2 separate regions of the Mus musculus genome follow, and region 2 is linked to region 1. A link is a loop called in an ENCODE intact Hi-C map of the cell type or tissue named here. Cell type or tissue: heart. All regions are shown on one strand. Each heading gives the region's core, and the rest is flanking DNA. Links, peaks and the distances in the headings are about the cores only.

The links. Peaks named below come from ENCODE experiments on the same cell type or tissue, not always from the same donor. Only the 100,000 strongest peaks of a DNase experiment are listed, where the experiment ranks them.
Region 2: it touches region 1 in a loop (7-fold over the local background); 14 of 42 quality-filtered maps call a loop at or near these places.

The regions. Positions count from the first base shown.
Region 1 is chr5:142,475,139-142,483,467 of GRCm38, forward strand. It overlaps Ap5z1 (adaptor-related protein complex 5, zeta 1 subunit), which reads left to right. Exons shown (of 17, transcript NM_172725.2): 14 at 565-662; 15 at 1,556-1,688; 16 at 1,759-1,973; 17 at 2,078-3,577. The coding sequence ends at 2,348. Among named protein-coding and RNA genes, the nearest start is that of Ap5z1, 15 kb to the left of the region's middle. In heart, for the core only: CTCF peaks have their summits at 3,812 (motif pointing right) and 7,569 (motif pointing right); DNase peaks (open chromatin) are centred at 2,344 and 3,953; H3K4me3 peaks cover 374 bases; H3K27ac peaks cover 373 bases.
Region 2 is chr5:142,616,915-142,625,243 of GRCm38, forward strand. It overlaps the pseudogene Gm31274. Among named protein-coding and RNA genes, the nearest start is that of Wipi2, 8.5 kb to the right of the region's middle. In heart, for the core only: a CTCF peak has its summit at 3,188 (motif pointing left); no DNase peak of the experiment used is centred there.

The DNA of each region.
Region 1 (8,329 bases), core at 1-8,000:
GGTGGGCACATGACACTTGAGGCTGGCAGCACAGAGTGTGTCCCAGTACCCCACCATAGCCCAATGGTTCCCTCCTGGCTGCGTGTCCACAGGTCAGATGACTAGAATCCACAGAACCCCTCGAGGTCGTCTAGCAACAGAATGGGCAGTTTGGGGTCACTCGCCCAGACAAGACGGAGCCTTGGCCTCAGGGAACAGGCTGGCTGGCTTGCTTATTTATTTATTTATTTATGTTTGGTTGGTTTTGAGACACCACCTCTCTGTATAACCCTGCTAGTCTGAAGCTTACCACGTGGACCAGACTGGCCTCAACTCTCAGACCTGTCCGCCTCTCTCTGGCTCGCAGTGCTGGGGTATGCGCCCCGACAGCCTGCAACAGTGGGGCTTCTCACGGGCAGCTGCATGGGCCAGGGAGGCTGGGGCCTCTGAGTCCTCCCAGCCCAGGGTGCTGGGGGAGGCAGGCCAGGGATGGGGAGCTTCACCCCCAAGGCTTCGCTCCTCCCAGAGGGCGGAAGGCAAAGGCGCCCACTGCTCAAGACAGCCTGTTTCTGTTCTTGATCCCAGACTGCCGATGGGGCCCTAATCAACCAGCTGGCACTGCTGCTCCTGGAGAGAAGTGACTCCCTCTACCCGGTCCCTCAGTATGAGGCCCGTGTGCACGGGTAGGCTCCCGGCCCTGGCAAGGTCGCAGTGCCCATGACACACACAGACCACTTCCTGTGCCTCCCCTGTCCTGCCCACATGCTAGGGGCCTGAGCACTGGCCCTCCATCCTGCCAGTTCCGCCTGCAGCCTGCATCTCTCCTCCTCCATCCTGCCAGTTCTCCCTGCAGCCTGCATCTCCTCCTCCATCCTGCCAGTTCCTCTTCAGCCTGCATTTCCTCCTCCATCCTGCACTTCCCCTGCAGCCTGCACTTCCTCCTCCCATCAGCACATCCTAGTGGCCTCCTCTTCCTCCTCCTCCTCGATACTTTGTGTCCTCTCGGGCTGGCTCATGTCTCTCTTGCACGTGGTCCTGTCCACTGAGGTGGTTCTCAGCCTTCCCAATGCTATGACCCTGTAATACATAACATTGTTTCACCGCTACTTCATGGCTGTATGTTGCTGCTGTTATGAATCATAGCATAAATATCTGATATGCAGGGTATCTTATATGTGACCCACAGGTTGAGAGCCACTGCTTTAGAGGGTTTATTCACACACAAACACACCCATCCTGGGGATTAAACCTAGGGCCACCTGGATGTTAGGCAGGGGCTCTACCACTGAGCCACACCCCAGCCCCTTCCTGGCAGGCCATCTACTCCTCAGTTTTGTGGTAGGTCTCACTCCACCCCAGGCTATCCTAGAACTCACAGCCTTCCTCCTACCTCATTCTCTCAACTAGCCTGGATTTCAGGCATTCATGTCCCCATTGGAGTCAAAGGCTCCTTAATGGGTGGCAAGTTTTCCCTTTCTGACCTCAGCCATCTGCTCTGGCTCCCCTGCTCCCATTGGGTGGACTGGGGTTGGGCCTGCCCTGAGTACACAGCCCAGCGTTCCCGCTCTCCTCACAGGGTGCTGAGCTCCCAGCTCCTGGTGCTGTGTAAGCTGAAGCCATCGCTGGTGGTGGAGCTTTCACGAGAGCTCCTGGAGTTCGTGGGGAGCGTGAGCAGCATCCACAGCCGAGCCAGCGTGTTCACTTGTGTGGTAAGTGCACAGCCACCTTCCCCCGTCAAATAGCAAGCCCCATGCGTGCTGACCCCTGCTCTGGGCCTAGGTGTGGGCCATTGGTGAGTACCTGTCGGTGACTTGGGACAAGAGGTGCACAGCGGAACAGATCAACAAGTTCTTTGAAGCCCTGGAAGCCCTGCTGTTTGAAGTCACCCAGTCCCGCCCCTTAGCCGACTTGCCCTGCTGTCCTCCAGAGGTGGTCACTGCACTCATGACCACACTGACCAAACTAGCCTCCCGGAGCCAAGACCTGATCCCAAGGTACCCAGCTAGGAAGCACAGAGAAACCCATAGAGGGCAACCATTTAGGTGCCTTGGGGAATTGATTCTTGGCAGCTAAGGACCTGAGACCCTCTCTTTCCCAGGGTGTCACTGTTCCTGTCAAAAATGCGAACCCTGGCCCAGAACCCAGCCACCAGCTCTGTGCACAGTGAAGAGGGTGCGGAATCCATCCGGACCCGGGCCTCAGAGCTGCTAACCTTACTAAAGATGCCCAGTGTGGCCCAGTTTGTGTTCACACCTCCTGCAGGCGTGTGCCAGCCCCGCTACCACCGGGACACCAACGTGGCCCTGCCTCTGGCTCTGCGCACGGTCAGCCGGCTGGTGGAGAAGGAGGCTGGCCTCCTGCCAGGTTGAAGGGACAGTCACCACCTGAACAGTAGCTACAGCGTGAGAGCCTGGGCAGTCAGCAGTATTGGAGCTGAGCTGCAGGCGTGGGTGACTCGTGAGGCATGGTGGACATGACTGTCAGGATGGGATCACCAGCCCCTGGGGATGAGTCATCTCACCTTGTCTCTGTGGCTGGCCAGTCAGCCTTGAGCAGCCGGTAGGTGACTGAGTGTTACTTCCTAGGCCGAGCAGAAATGGCCTGGTCTGCTTGCTGCTGTTACTCATTTCTGGATTTGGGGGCAGGGAGCAGTGCAGGAAAAATAAACTAAAGAATTATTTATGCTGAGCAGTGGTGGCACATGCCTTTCATCTCAGCACTCAGGAGGTAGAGGCAGGTGGATTTCTGAGTTCAAGGCCAGCCTGGTCTACAGAGTGAGTTCCAGGACAGCCAGGACTACACAGAGAAACCCTGTCTCAAAAAACCAAAAGAGAATTCTTTAATATTACATGTATGTGCTTGCACACACCACAGTGCACACGAGATCAGGAGACAGCTTTTGCTACTCGGTTCTCTCCTCAGCCATGTGGGTCTTGGCTGGTTGCCTGGCTCAGTGACAAGCGCCTTTACCTACTGAGCCATTGTGCCTGCCACCAAGTAAATCTTCCAGTGCTGTGTACAGCCCAGGCCCCTCTCTCTGCCTTCCTTGGACTTGGAGAGCCAGGGAGCCTGGGCTGCTGCCTTCCCACCCTGCCCTCTGTTGAGGGAAATACCTGGGTCCCCTGATTGGCTCCTGTGTCCTTGATGTGACAGAAATGACATGCTCTGGAGCTGAAACTCACAAAGCCCTGAGTTTAATCCTGAGTGTAACCCCAGGCATGGGGTGCACACTGCAATCCCAGCACTCAGCAGGTGGAGTGAAGTTCGAGAAAGGTCAGAAGTTCAAGGTCAGCCTTGGCTAGGTAACAACTTGAAATGCAGCCTGGGCTACAAAAGAAATTGGGCCTAGAAGATGACTCAGCACATAAAAGGCCTTGCTAGATGCCCCTGATGACCCAGGGTTGACCCCTGGATCTCATGTGTAAGGCTGCGTACCATGGTGTGTATGTAGCTGTGAAGACAGCAGTTCAAAGCTCAAAGGCTTGCTACAGCAGTGGAAGAACGAGCTGGAAAGCAAGAACCAACTCTCAGAACGCACGCCATGCCTTGGTCACATAAGACATTTTAAAAGCTAAATAAAACTCAAGGTGTATTCATGAGGGCGCGGTGTCTTCTGGGTCCACATGCAGGTGGTGTTTGCCTAATTATGCTGCTTCCTAACTTAAGGATATGGAAGGCTAGACTTGGAGGACTTTTATGTGCTCCAGTGGTTCTGCACAGAGGCTTCCAGGTTTCATGGTGCTCAAGGGTGCAGGCTCCTGCCTGCTGAGAATTTTTGCAATTTTCCTGAGCCCTGGACAGATAGTTCTTCAGAACTACTCAGGCACTGACAGCACATGGCCACCAGATGGCGCCACCGCACCAGTTTATTGATGCGCACGCCTTTGGCCCCACCCACAACTCCATCCTTCACTTTGTTTCTGGGCTCTGTATTGGGGCTGGAGTTCCCTCAGGAAAAGTTGAATTTAGGCTCCGGCTGAGGTGTGCGGCTAAGTGGGGTGCACCTATCGAGGCCACGGGGTTACTAAAGCCCACGTGGGCCTCGTGTCCGGATTCACGTTCAGGGAGAGCTTTACTTGTTACCACTAGGCCTGTTGGGCCCGGGCCAAACTCCCTCCCCGAGCTGGGCCTGGACAGATGTGTTCAGGGAGTGCTATCTGTTCCTGTGAGGGCAGGAAGGACAGTGTCATTAGTGACTTAAAAAAAAAATTAGCCTTTTGCTTTATTCAGTGAGTGTTTTTGCCTGCATGCATGTCAGCGCGCCATGCGCATGTTTTGCATGCAGAGGTCAGAGAGCCTCAGACCCACTGGAACTGGAGTCGCAAGCTTGTGAGCCCCCATGTGCTGGGAATTGAACCCAGGTCCTCAGGAAGAACTCCTAGTGATCCTAACCACTGAGCCATCTCTGCAGCCCAGAACCTTGGCATCCTTCAGTCACAGGGTACATGGCTCCACCAGCACTGCACAGAAAGTTGATGAAGCCATGCCAGCTTGAACAAGGGCAGAGGTGTTTGAAGACACACTGCCCTCTTCTTGTTGAGCACCAGACAAAGCCAAGTGCCCACTCAGATGGCAGGGGCTGCCCTGGCCCCTCAGAGGGTCACATACGGTATTCAGCCACTCTTCCTACCTTCGTCTGGCTAGAGGCTTGGGCTCCAGGCTCCTAGGCCCCCGTGACGTTGGTGAAGCTTTTACACCTCCTCGGCTGTTATAATCACCTTTCATATGAATGCTTGACAACCCGTTTGCACACATGCCAAGGTTTTAATATGTGGTATGAATGTGTGTGTGTGTGTGTGTGTGTGTGTGCCTGCAATGGAGAGGCTGGGGGTTGGTGCGGAGTGGTTGGTTTCCTCAGTTGCTCTCCACCTAATTGGATTTTTTTCCTTATGTTCTCCTTGGGAAGGCAGAGCATGCGTGGAGCTAAGGACAGATTTCGAGTCTGTTCTGCCCTAGGGGTTGCTCTCACGTTGTCGGGCTCTGCAGCAAGTCCTCTTACCCAGTGATCCATCCCATCAATCTTATATTTTTAAAATAATTTTAGTTTTGAATGAAAATAGTTACTTTCATACAGTTTATTCTGATGAGTTTCCCCTCCCTCATCTCCTCCCAGATCCTCCCATCCCCCTGCCCTTCCAATTTCATATCTTTCTTAAGAAAACAAGCAAGCAAATAGAAAAGACGAACAAGGATTTAAAAAAATGAATAAAATGGGGGGGGGATACTTTTCAGAAAGTAGGAGAAACATACAAATGAGAAACACACACACACACAAGACTAGTAAGGGGGCAGGGGACCCAAACAAAGCAGTATGAGATCTCAAAACATCCCTGTTTTGAGATGTCTGTTAGCCATCTGCTGCTGAGTGTGGGGCCTACCTGTAAGTGGGGTTTGTTTACCCAATGAGGCTCCCTTGGAGAAACAGATTTTTTTCTTTGGTTGGGGATAGGAGCTGGAATCTACTTCCTCATCTCGGCACTGGGACCTGTGGGCTTGGATCTGTGCAAAGCCCACGAAAGCTGCCACGGCCTGTGAGCAAATGTGTGTGTCAGTCCTGTTGTGTCTGGAGGACAGTCTTAGGTGTCATTCATCCCCCCTGGCTTTTACACTCTTTCTGCCTCCTCTTCAGCAGTTTCCGGAGCCCTGAGGGGAGGAATTTGATGGAGACTCCAAGATCTGTCACACTCTGCATACTGGGCAATTGAAACCACTTTTTTTTTTTCAGATGCAGCTAGCATAGATTCAGGCATCTTCCTGTCAAACATACACATCAGCAATACACACAGCAGCAGCATACACACATACACCAGCAATACACATACACACCAGCAATACACACACAGCAGAAGCAGCATACACACACACACACCAGCACTGGGTCACAGGCAGTCAGCACTGGGCCTTTAAACGGATGATGAGACTGTCCCCTCATGCTTGGCATGCGTCACTGACCGAGCGCCTGTATTGTGCTCTTTTTATGAATGGCTAAATAATAAGAACCAAGAAGCCCTGCACAAAGCATCATGACCAAGTTGGCGAGGAAAGGGTTTATTCAGCTTACACTTCCACATTGCTGTTCATCACCCAAGGAAGTCAGGACTGGAACTCAAGCAGATCAGGAAGCAGGAGCTGATGCAGAGGTCATGGAGGGATGTTCCTTCCTTCCTTCCTTCCTTCCTTTTTCTTTCAAGATTTATTTATTATATGTAGTCCACTGTCACTGTCTTCAGACACACCAGAAGAGGGCATCTGATCTCATTACAGATAGTTGTGAGCCACCATGTGGATACTGGGATTTGAACTCAGGACCTTCGGAAGAGTAGCCAGTGCTTGTAACCACTGAGCCATCTCTCCAGCCCCAGGAGGAATGTTTCTTACTGGCTTGCTTGCTCTGCCTTGCTCAGCTTGCTTTCTGATACAACTGAGGACTACCAGCTCAGGGATGGCACCACCCATTATGGGCCCTCCCACCCTTGATCACTAATTGAGAAAATGCCTTACAGCTGGATCTCATGGAGGCATTTTCTCAGTTGAGGCTCCTTTCTCAGTGATTACTCCAGCTTGTGTCAAGCTGACACAAAACCAGCCAGTACAAGCCTACTATCCAGGATCAGAACTGTTATGGTGGCCACACCCCATCTCTCTGTGCGCCCCCAGTCTATGCAGCCTGCTCCACTGTTTAACCCTAAACACTCTTCTGAGTTGCTTGAAGAATTGAATTGCCTGTGTCAGCAGGTATCCCTTACTGTATGTCCTCTCTCTGTTGTCTGAACAAGGTCATGCTGGCTTATTGCAAGAAGGCTTCCTGCTGGCATTCTTCCAGTAGTGTCTGCAGGAATGTGGGGTCCCCTCCTCTGCTCCCCAGCATGGAGCTTGTGAACCCAGGAATGAGACCCTGCACCAGCTGCAGCCCCTCAGCTCTGTTCTGAGCTGTAAGCGTTTCTTCTGGATGAAGCCATCAATTGGGGGTGGGGTGTTGGTTTTTCGAGACAGGGTTTCTCTGTAGCTCTGGCTGTCCTGGAACTCACTTTGTAGACCAGGCTGGCCTCGAACTCAGAAATCCCCCTGCCTCTGCCTCCCGAGTGCTGGGATTAAAGGCGTACGCCACCACGCCGGCAACCATGAATTTTAAATATCAGTTTAAAAGCAAATTTAGGGGCAGGGGAGTGGAGAGATGGTTCAGTGGCTAAGAGTGATCACCGCTCTTGCAAAGGACCTGGGTATGGGTGCCAGCACCCACATGGAAGTCACATGTAACATAGTTGTAGATCTGGTCCCTCCTGCAGCCTCAGTGGGCTCCCGAATATGGACAGTACCCATAGACTTGAGTTGAAGTCCCAGGACCTACATGGTGGAGAGAACCAACTTCCATAGCTGTCCTCTGTATCTCCACGTGCACACCACGGCATGCATGCATACCTCACCACCCCCATTCCATGCACTCAAAATAAATCAATAAAAATGTGTAAGATCTTTAATATATGCTTTATCCAGCATCTTGGGCATCACTGAGTTGTGGCTGCTTATCCAAGCTGGGTGCAGCCACATGCAGCCACAGCAGCAGGTGGGACATTGTAGCAGTTCCTGGTAGCAGCCAGGAGGGGGCAGTATGGAGACGCATGAGAGCAAGTAATAGGGCCAATCCAGGACTGTGCCCTCCACAAAGATCCCTTTCATGTGAGGACTATTTGCAGTTGATTGGGACCCCTTTGTACCAAGAATTTCTCCTGTTAAAAATATGAGAACCTTGGGCTAGAGAGAGAGAGCTTAGTAGGTAAAGCCCTTGCCATAGATGCATATAGACCTGAGTTCGAATCCCCGGAACCTACATAAAGCCAGCAACAGTAGCACATGTGTCTGTAAGCCTCATGCTCCTACAGTGAGATGGAAGGAGGAGAAAGGAGAGTACCAGAGACTCTCAGGCCACCAAGCCTGGTGCACACACAGCAGGCAGCACACAACAAGAAAAGGAGACTGTCTGAAGGAAGGGGAAGGTGAGGGCTGACATCTGAGGTTGTCCCCTTCCCTCAATACGTGATGTGGCACCTGTGCACCTACACACACCCCCACACACACATACACACAGAAAGAGACACACACAGAGATACACAGGCAGACACACAGACACAAGAGAGAGAGACGCAGCACACACAAACACAGATACACACATAGGCACAGACACACACACACACTGAACTCTTTTAAGATGAAGTCTGTGCAACTGAGCACATGGACAGAGCTGCTAACCCTGCTAAAGATGCACACAGCATGGTCACATTTGTTCATACTCCGTGTGGGCATGTGACTGCCACAATCACAGCACACCAGCCCCTGGCTTCCTACCAGGGAT
Region 2 (8,329 bases), core at 92-8,091, 140 kb after region 1:
CATCAGTGATCCTCCTGTCTCGGCCTCTTAAGGGTTGGGTTACAGGCACCAGGTACCACATCCAACTCTAGTTTTATGTCTTATAGGACTCCATAGGAGTGGAATCATGCCTGTACTGGAGGGGTTCTATCTGGTTTTCTATGTATTTATTCTGTGTGTGTGTGTGTGTGTGTGTGTGTGTGTGTGTGTGTGTAATACACTAGCATGTACGAGTGATGGAAGGAGTATAGAGACCAGAGGACAAGGTTCAGGAGTCAGTTCTCTCACCCCACCACGTGGGTTGCAGAGATCAAACTCACATTGCTGTTGGGTTTGGTGGCAAGCCCCTTTACCCGCTGATCCTTCTTGCTGGCCCCTTGTTTTTTTCTGGGAACAGGATCTCACTATGCAGGCCATGATGGCCTTGAATTCACTATATAGCTCAGGCTGGCCTTGATGTTTCGGTGATCCTCTAGACTCAACCTCCCAAGTCCTGGCATGATTAAAAGGTGCTGTCACCCTGGCTTGGGATCACGTCTCTACAATGTGATGTCCTTGTGACCCATCCAAAGAGTAGGTAGCAGTTAGTCCTTCCATTTCATGACACTCTAGAATACAGTATGCCCTGGTTTATTTGGGTTCACTATGTCATACTGTCCTGGAGGTGGGAAGGGTTGCTCCCAGTGAGCTCTAAGGCTTCTTCTCTCAGGGGGCATAGTTGACTATTTATTTATTTGGGGTTCTTCAAAATGTCAGGTCTGATGAGAAAGTGCTGGAGACAGGAGAATGAAAGGAGATCCCTCCAGAAGTTTCCTTAGGCAGAGTCCTATTGTGTCAACTTTTTATGGGGCGACAAGAATAAACACCTATTTGCCCCCACATAGGAAATCAGTGACAGACTAAAGCAATAACTCTATCAAAGTCCAACTTGATGAACCAGTGAGTTTCATGGGGGTTACTAGCAGGAGTGTGGGTGGGGAGCTACTTGGAGGAACAGAGCCTCTCAAAGCTATGCGAACCCCTGAGAAGCCTACCCTAATCCACCATGGGCAAGGACTCATAAAATCTGCATCCATGAAGCTCTCAGGACAAAATACAAGCAGGTTAGCTTCCTCTCCCCAGTCCATCATAACTACTTCTATAACCTTGGACAGGGGTTTTGTGAATCCTTGTAATTTCAGGAACTTCCTGAGATTTGTAAGTTGTTTGCTTTCTGAATCTTAAAACGTCTCCCTTTTTTCCTGGGAGAGAATGCTTCAAATTGGAAGAAATTGGTAAATCAAAGTCAAGACCCATGCTTAGTGTCTAAGACAGTGGAGGGCTAAATGCTGTTCCATTGGCGCCTTTTCATGCTACCCTGTGTTGTTTCAGGGTTCCAGCAAAGCCAGAGCCTAGAGCTGGTCCCTCTATACATCCCCATTAACTCATCCTCCTGCATAGTTGGTACAGTCCAGATAACACCAAATAAATCACTTCCCTCTCACCTCCCCTGCTGCCTCATCCCCTTCTGGAAGACTTCTGTTTCTTCTTCAAGGCCCAGCACTAAACTCTACAAAGCCTCAAGGTTTGAAGCCACCATCCCCTTCTATACTTCCTTCTGACCAGCACTGAGCCTCCACGCTCTACTCCATCCTCCTCACCAACAAAGGCCAGCAACACAGGCCTCTACTATGAATCAGACTATGAGTTCTTGGAGTCTGAGGGCCCTAGGATGGGATGAGAAGACACAGTCTCTGGATTCGCACTGGGGTGGGCTAGTTTTTAGCAGCGCCTAGGATCTGGATGCTGCCAGGAAACAGGGATTTGTTTCGTTTTGTTTTAATTTGTATTATGTTTGGTTATTCGTGAAGGCGTTGGGGGTTGGAAGACAACTTGTAGGCATCTGTTATCTTCTCCCACAGTGTGGGTCCTGGAGGCACAACTTGTCACCAAGCTTGATGGCAGCTGCCTTCCTCTCAGCCAGTCCTGATCTGATATTGTCTTTTGAGACAGGGTCTCCTGCTGCCCAGGCTGGCCTCTAACTCCCTATGTAGCCGAGAATGATCTTGAACTCTTAAAGCTAAGGTTTCCACCTCTAAAGTATTGGAATGACAGGTATATATCATCATCACTCAGTTTTGCCTGGCTTCATGGATGCTAGACAAGCACTCTACTAACCAAGCTGCAGGCTTCTCTCTTTTTTAAAAGATGACTTATTTATTTTTTTATTTTATGTGCACTGGTCTTTTCCCTGTAAGTATGTCTGTCTGAGGGTGTTAGATTTCCCGAAACTGGAACCACAGACAGTTGTGAACTGCCATGTGGGTTCTGGGAATTGAACCTGGGTCCTTTGGGAAAGTAGCCAGTGCTCTCAATCAATGAGCCATCTCTCCAGCCACCACCACCCCCATCTTTCTTTTTCTAAAATAAAATGTTGCTATGTGGCCCAGGCTAGCCTTGAATTGGAAATTCTCCTGCCTCAGCTGCCCAAGTGCTGGGATTATAGCCTTGAGCCACCGTGCCAGGCATACCTGTAATTCCCCCTCCCCTCCCTTCCCCTCCTTCCCCCTCCTTTCTCTGCTTTCCCTCTCCTCCCCTCCCCTCCCCTCCTCTTGCTTCTCTTATTTTGAAGGGGGAGGGGCGTCTATTTGATTTTGAGTCAGGGTCTCACTACGTTGCTCACACTGACCTTGCACTGACTTTGCAGCCCCAGCAGGTCTGGAACTTGGAACTCTCCTGCCTCTGCCTTCTGCCTTAGCTGTGGTTCTGGGCCTGCCTGCATCACCATGGCTCCGCTCTCAAGGGCACCCACCGGCTGCTCTTCCACTGCTGAGTTGGTTTCCCAGCACCCACATGTTGGCTCACAAACACCCATAACTCCTGTTCCAAGGGATCCAACACTCTCTTCTGACCTCAAAGAGCACCAGCCACATATGTGGTGCACACATACACACATTCAGGCAAATAAAATAAATAAATCTTTTTAAAAATGTTCTGTTCTTAAAATTCTGGGAACTGACCATGAGATCTGATATCTACCCTTCCTTAGAGCTCCTGAGTGTGTATGTGTGTGAGTGTGTGTGTGTGTGTGTGTGTGTGTGTGTGTGTGCGCGAGCGCGAGTGCTGAGTGGGGGGCTTGAGCCCCACCCAGTCTAGGACAAACCCCTACCCTACCCTAGAAGAGAAGCCACAGTTCAGCAATATCCTGGCCCATGGTGCCCTCTGGTGGCTGGCAGTAAAGTCCCATCAAGGTGATTACAGATAGAGAAGGAGGTGTAGGGTTTATTTAGAGCTGCAGTTCTCAACCTGTGGGCCACAACCCTTACACAGGAATCACATACCAGATATTTACAATACGATTCATAATAGTAGCAAAAATCACAGTTATGAAGTAATCACGAAAATAATTTTGTGGTTGGGGGTCACCACAATATGAGGAGATGTAATAAAGGGTCGCAGCATTAGGAAGGTTGAGAGACGTTGATTTAGAGCATCTACAGGACTGTCACTGTTAGGAAGTATCCATCAAAATACATAATATTAATTCATTTTAATTATCATGTCATACAACAATTATATTGTTCCTTTATTAAGATGGTCTCAGCCCCCCCTCCAACTGGAGCTCCCTGTTAATGACTTCCTTGTCTTCCCCCTCCCAAGTGCTAGGATTATAGGCCTGCACTGTCAACCCCAGTTCACATGGGGATTGAACCCAGGGCTTTGTGCATGCTAGGCTAGCACACTGCCACCTGGGATCTGTTTCCATTTTAAAAATGAATTTAAACGCTACAAATCAAACCCAGGGCTTCACACAGCTAGACTAGCACTTTACCACTGAATTAAATCATCAGCCCCACCACCACCACACACACACACACTTTTTTCAGTGGAGGAAGGAGTCTATGTAGCCTAAGAAATCACGCCTCAAACTTGTGATGTTCCATCTGCCTTGACTTCCTGAGGACTGGGGTTGCAGGTGGGCATCACGATGCCCACTTTAAGATGCCCTGAGCCTAGTAAGACACTTCCAGCTTCCCTGTGCTGGCAGCCCCCAGTCAATGCTCACCTGAGTCCTCGCCTTCTCCCCAAAGCTTTCCTGTTCCTCCGCCTGCCTGTGGGTAGGCCTGTCACACTGGAAACCACAAGAGCCAGCGTTGGGAAAAGGACTACTTACCTGTGCTCATTGCATTTCCACATGCATGTGTCAGGAGTTCGAAGCCAGCCTGAGCGACATAGCGGAAGGGAAAGGGAGGGAAGGAAGTGGAGGAGAAGGAGGTACATCAAAGGATGGCAAAGGCCTGGGGAGGTGTGGAGGAATCCAAATGCCTACTTTGGGTTTTGTTTTGTGTGTGTGTGTGTGTGTTTGGTTTGGTTTGGTTTGATTTTTGCTTTGTTTTGCTTTGTTTTGTTTTGTTTTTTTGAGACAGGGTTTCTCTATGTAACCCTGGCTCTCCTGGAATTCACTCTGTAGACCAGGCTAGCCTCAATCATGTGGATGTCAGAAGGCAATTTGCTGTTGTTTGTTCCCTTCCTCTACCATGTGAATACTGGGAAATGAACCAGGGGAGGCTTCTAAGCAAGACTTCTTGCTGACCCGACTCTTGTGCACTCATGTGTGTGTGTGTGTGTGTGTGTGTGTGGGGCAGGGTAACATGTGCCACAGCACACCTCTGAAGGTCAAAGGACAATTTTGAGGCATCAGTTCCCTCCTGCCACCTTTACACAGGTTCAAAGGATCAAACTTAGGCCTCCAGGCTCCGGTGGCAAGCTCCCATACAGGGTAAGCCACATCAGGAGGTTGGCTTGGGGTTTTTGAATTTGGGAGAGCTCCAGGTGGAACTCTGGTCAAGTGATCAATTGGCTGGAACATCTGCAGCTCAAGGGAGTCAAATGGTCAGAAGGAAAGAAGGTGGGAGCCAAAATCATGTGGCAGCCCCTCAGTACCTTCACTTGTGTGTGTGTGTGTGTGTGTGTGTGTGTGTGTGTGTGTGTGTGTCTCTGTGTGTGTCTGCATCAGTGGTTATGTGCACATGAGTGCAAGGAGGTGATCACCTGGAGCTTAAGTTATAGATGGCTGTGAGCTGTGTGACCTGGGTGCTGGGAATGGAACTCAGGTCCTATGTGAGAGCAGCTGTGTTCTTAGTCCCAGAGCCAGAGCCACATCTGCAGTGCCCCCACCCCCACCCTCACCCCTGGAATCTTCGCTGAAAGCTAATGTTGCTCTGAGATGGCATTTAAAGCCACAAGACTCACCCCCTCCTTAGGAATCAGTAGAGAAGAGGCGTGATGTTGCCTGAACTGAACATTATAGAAGCTTATCTTCTCCTGACCCCACCCCCAATGCTGTTTTAACCATAGGGGCATGTCTGTGTAGTGGAATAGCAGGCAATAGGCAAAAAGAATGTGTTCATTATAAAGTGGCAGGAAAGGTTCCTTGTAGAGTGTTTGCCCAGTATGCAGGAGGCCCTGAGTTCCCTCCCCAGAGCCCAATAAACCAGGCAGGCAGCCACACATCTGTTCTCCCAGAGGTGGAGGGAGGAAGATCAGAAGGTCAAGGCCAAGCAAGATGTAGTGGCAAACATTTTCTTTCTTTCTTTTTTTTAATGAATAAAGCATAATTCCTCAATGTTTTAATAAAACACAATATAAATTGATACATACAAAGTGTTTTTATGATGTTACGACTTAAATTAACACATCATATTATGCTTAAGCACATGTTGACACCTAACCTTTGCTCTTCTTCAGAATTACCTTTGCTGCAGCCAGTACGTGGTAAATACGAGATTTACTTTCACAAGCATTTGTCCTGGACTCTTCTGCCAATCGCTGAACAAAAAGTAGGCAATTCAAATGGATCAGGAGGTCGCAGCACCTCCCCAGACCTAGGTGCGGCTTCTTCTGCTTAAGGAAGGTGCCTTGCTCTTTACCGGCCTAGTGATTGTGGTGGAGGGCGCCATCCTCACGGCCCATCGCAAGTCCCTTGGCCCCGGGCGACTTCGAGCTCAGAGCCTCTCACCGAAGACTGACATGCCACTTCCCTCCTCACACTCCAGAGTGGTCGATTTATTTGTTTGTTTGTTTGTTTGTTTGTTTATATTTTTCTTAAGGCAAACATTTTTAATTCCAGGATTCCAGAGACTGAGTCAGGAGGATGCTGACTTCAAGGCCAGTCTGTAGGGTAAAGCAAGTTCAAGGTTCAGCTCGGAGTACATGGCGTACACCTGCAACCCCAGCACTTTAGAGACACAGGTAGGAGAATCAGGAGTTTGAGGTCACAGAGCTTGAGCGTTGGCTCAGGGATGAAGAGCATTTGCTGCTCTTACAGATAACTGGAGTTTCAGTCCCCATACCACATGGCCACCACTCACACAGTTCGTCACTCCAGCCTCCGGGGAGCTGATGCCCTCTTCTGTCTTCCGACGGGACTGCACACGTGGTGGATATACATGCAGAGAAAACACTCATACACATAAAATAGTATTTTTCAAAAAAAAAAATTCATGGTCATCATCACCTACAGAGGATGTTTAGAAACCCAGCCTGGGCTGCATGAGACCCTGACTCAAGAAGAGAAAGGAAAGAAAGGGCAGGCCAGAGAATAACTGTGGATAAAAGTGCTTGCCCTACAAACCTGGTGATCTGAGAACCAACAATGGAAGTAGAGAACTGACTCCTAAAGGACATTCTCTGACCTCCACAGACATCATAGAGGGAGGGAGGGAGGGAGGGAGGGAGGGAGGGAGGGAAGGAAGGGAGGAAGGGAGAGAGGGAGGGAGGGAAGGAGGGAAGGAAGGAAGGAAGGTAGGTAGATAGAAAGATACATGATAGGCAGATGATTGATAGATGGCAGAAAGATAAATGATAGATATAGATTGATTGATTGATATAGGTAGATATGTAGGTGGATAGAGATAGATAATAGATGATAGATAGATGATAGATAGATAGCAGACAAATAAATAGATAGATAAATAAATTGATAGATATATACATAGTTACATAGAAAACAAAACATATTCAAAAAGAGCAGTAGCCTCCACTCACACGCAGGGCTCATTTGTAGAGCAAGCAAGAAAAGTGAGTCCCCATTCCCTGCCAGGATGCAATGTCCCTAGGCTTTGCCGGGGAAGAGGCCAACCTTAATGATAAGTGCTCCCTGGCTTGGCCCAGAGGGATTGACTTTATCTTAGACCAGAAGTTAACTTCACTGGAGAGCAGTAAGCCAAGGGAAGTTCTTCTCGGTCAGTGAGCATGCAGAGGACTGGAGAGCTATGCACTCACAATTGGCCATACCCACGCAGGAGCAGATAAGCCATGGGTGTACCTGGCCATGCTCCCATGCTTGCCCAGACCCAGGGCACTAGATCATCGAAACAGATCCTTGTTAAAGGCTTTGACTATGCCGGGGTGGTGGTACACACCTTTAATCTCAGCACTCAGAAGACAGAAGCAGGCAGAGTTTGAGGGCCAGCCTAGTCCACAGAGCAAGTTCCAGGTCAGCCAGGGCTACACAGAGAAACCCTGTCTCAAAAAAGCCAAAAACACAAAACAAACAACAACAAACAAACAAACAAACAAACACCCAAATACCTTTGACTAAATCTGAGAGCCCTGGGCTGGAGAGATGGCTCAGTGGTTAAGAGCACTGACTGCTCTTCCAGAGGTCCTGAGTTCAATTCCCAGCAACCCCCATGGTGGCCCACAACCATCTGTAATGGGGATCTCATGCTGTCTTCTGGAGTGTCTGAAGGACAGTGACAGTGTACTCACATACATTAAATCAATCAATCAATCAATCAATCAATCAAAAAAATGTGCTAAGAAGCCAGAATTTTGTTACTGTTTTGCTGTGAAACAGGTTCTGAGGTGCCTCAGGCTAGCCTTGAATCTCTCCTGTTCACCTCTCTAAACTTGCTTGTTGGTTTGTTTCAAACCAGGGTCTTCCACTGGTGTGTTGAGATAGGATCTCATGTAGGCCAGGCTGAGCTCAAAGTTGTGCATCCTCCTGCCTCAGACCTATGACTACTTGGATTAGAGGTGGAGCACCACACCCAGATGACAGCCAGGTTTAAAAATGGTGAGACCTTAAACCAGGTGGTGGTGGCATATGCCTTTGATCACTGCAGAGGCAGGCAGACCTCTATGAGTTCAAGGCCAGCCTGGTCTTACAGAGCTAGTTCCAGGACAGCCAGGGCTACCCAGAGAAACCCTGTCTCAAAGAACAAAGAAAGCAACAATAAACAGGGCTCGGGGGAGCAATTGCTTAACATATATGGAGCCTGGCTTTCATTCCCACCGCCTCATTAACCGGGTGTGGTGGTGCATGTCTATAATTCCAGAGCTCAGGAGGCTGAAGCACATACATCAG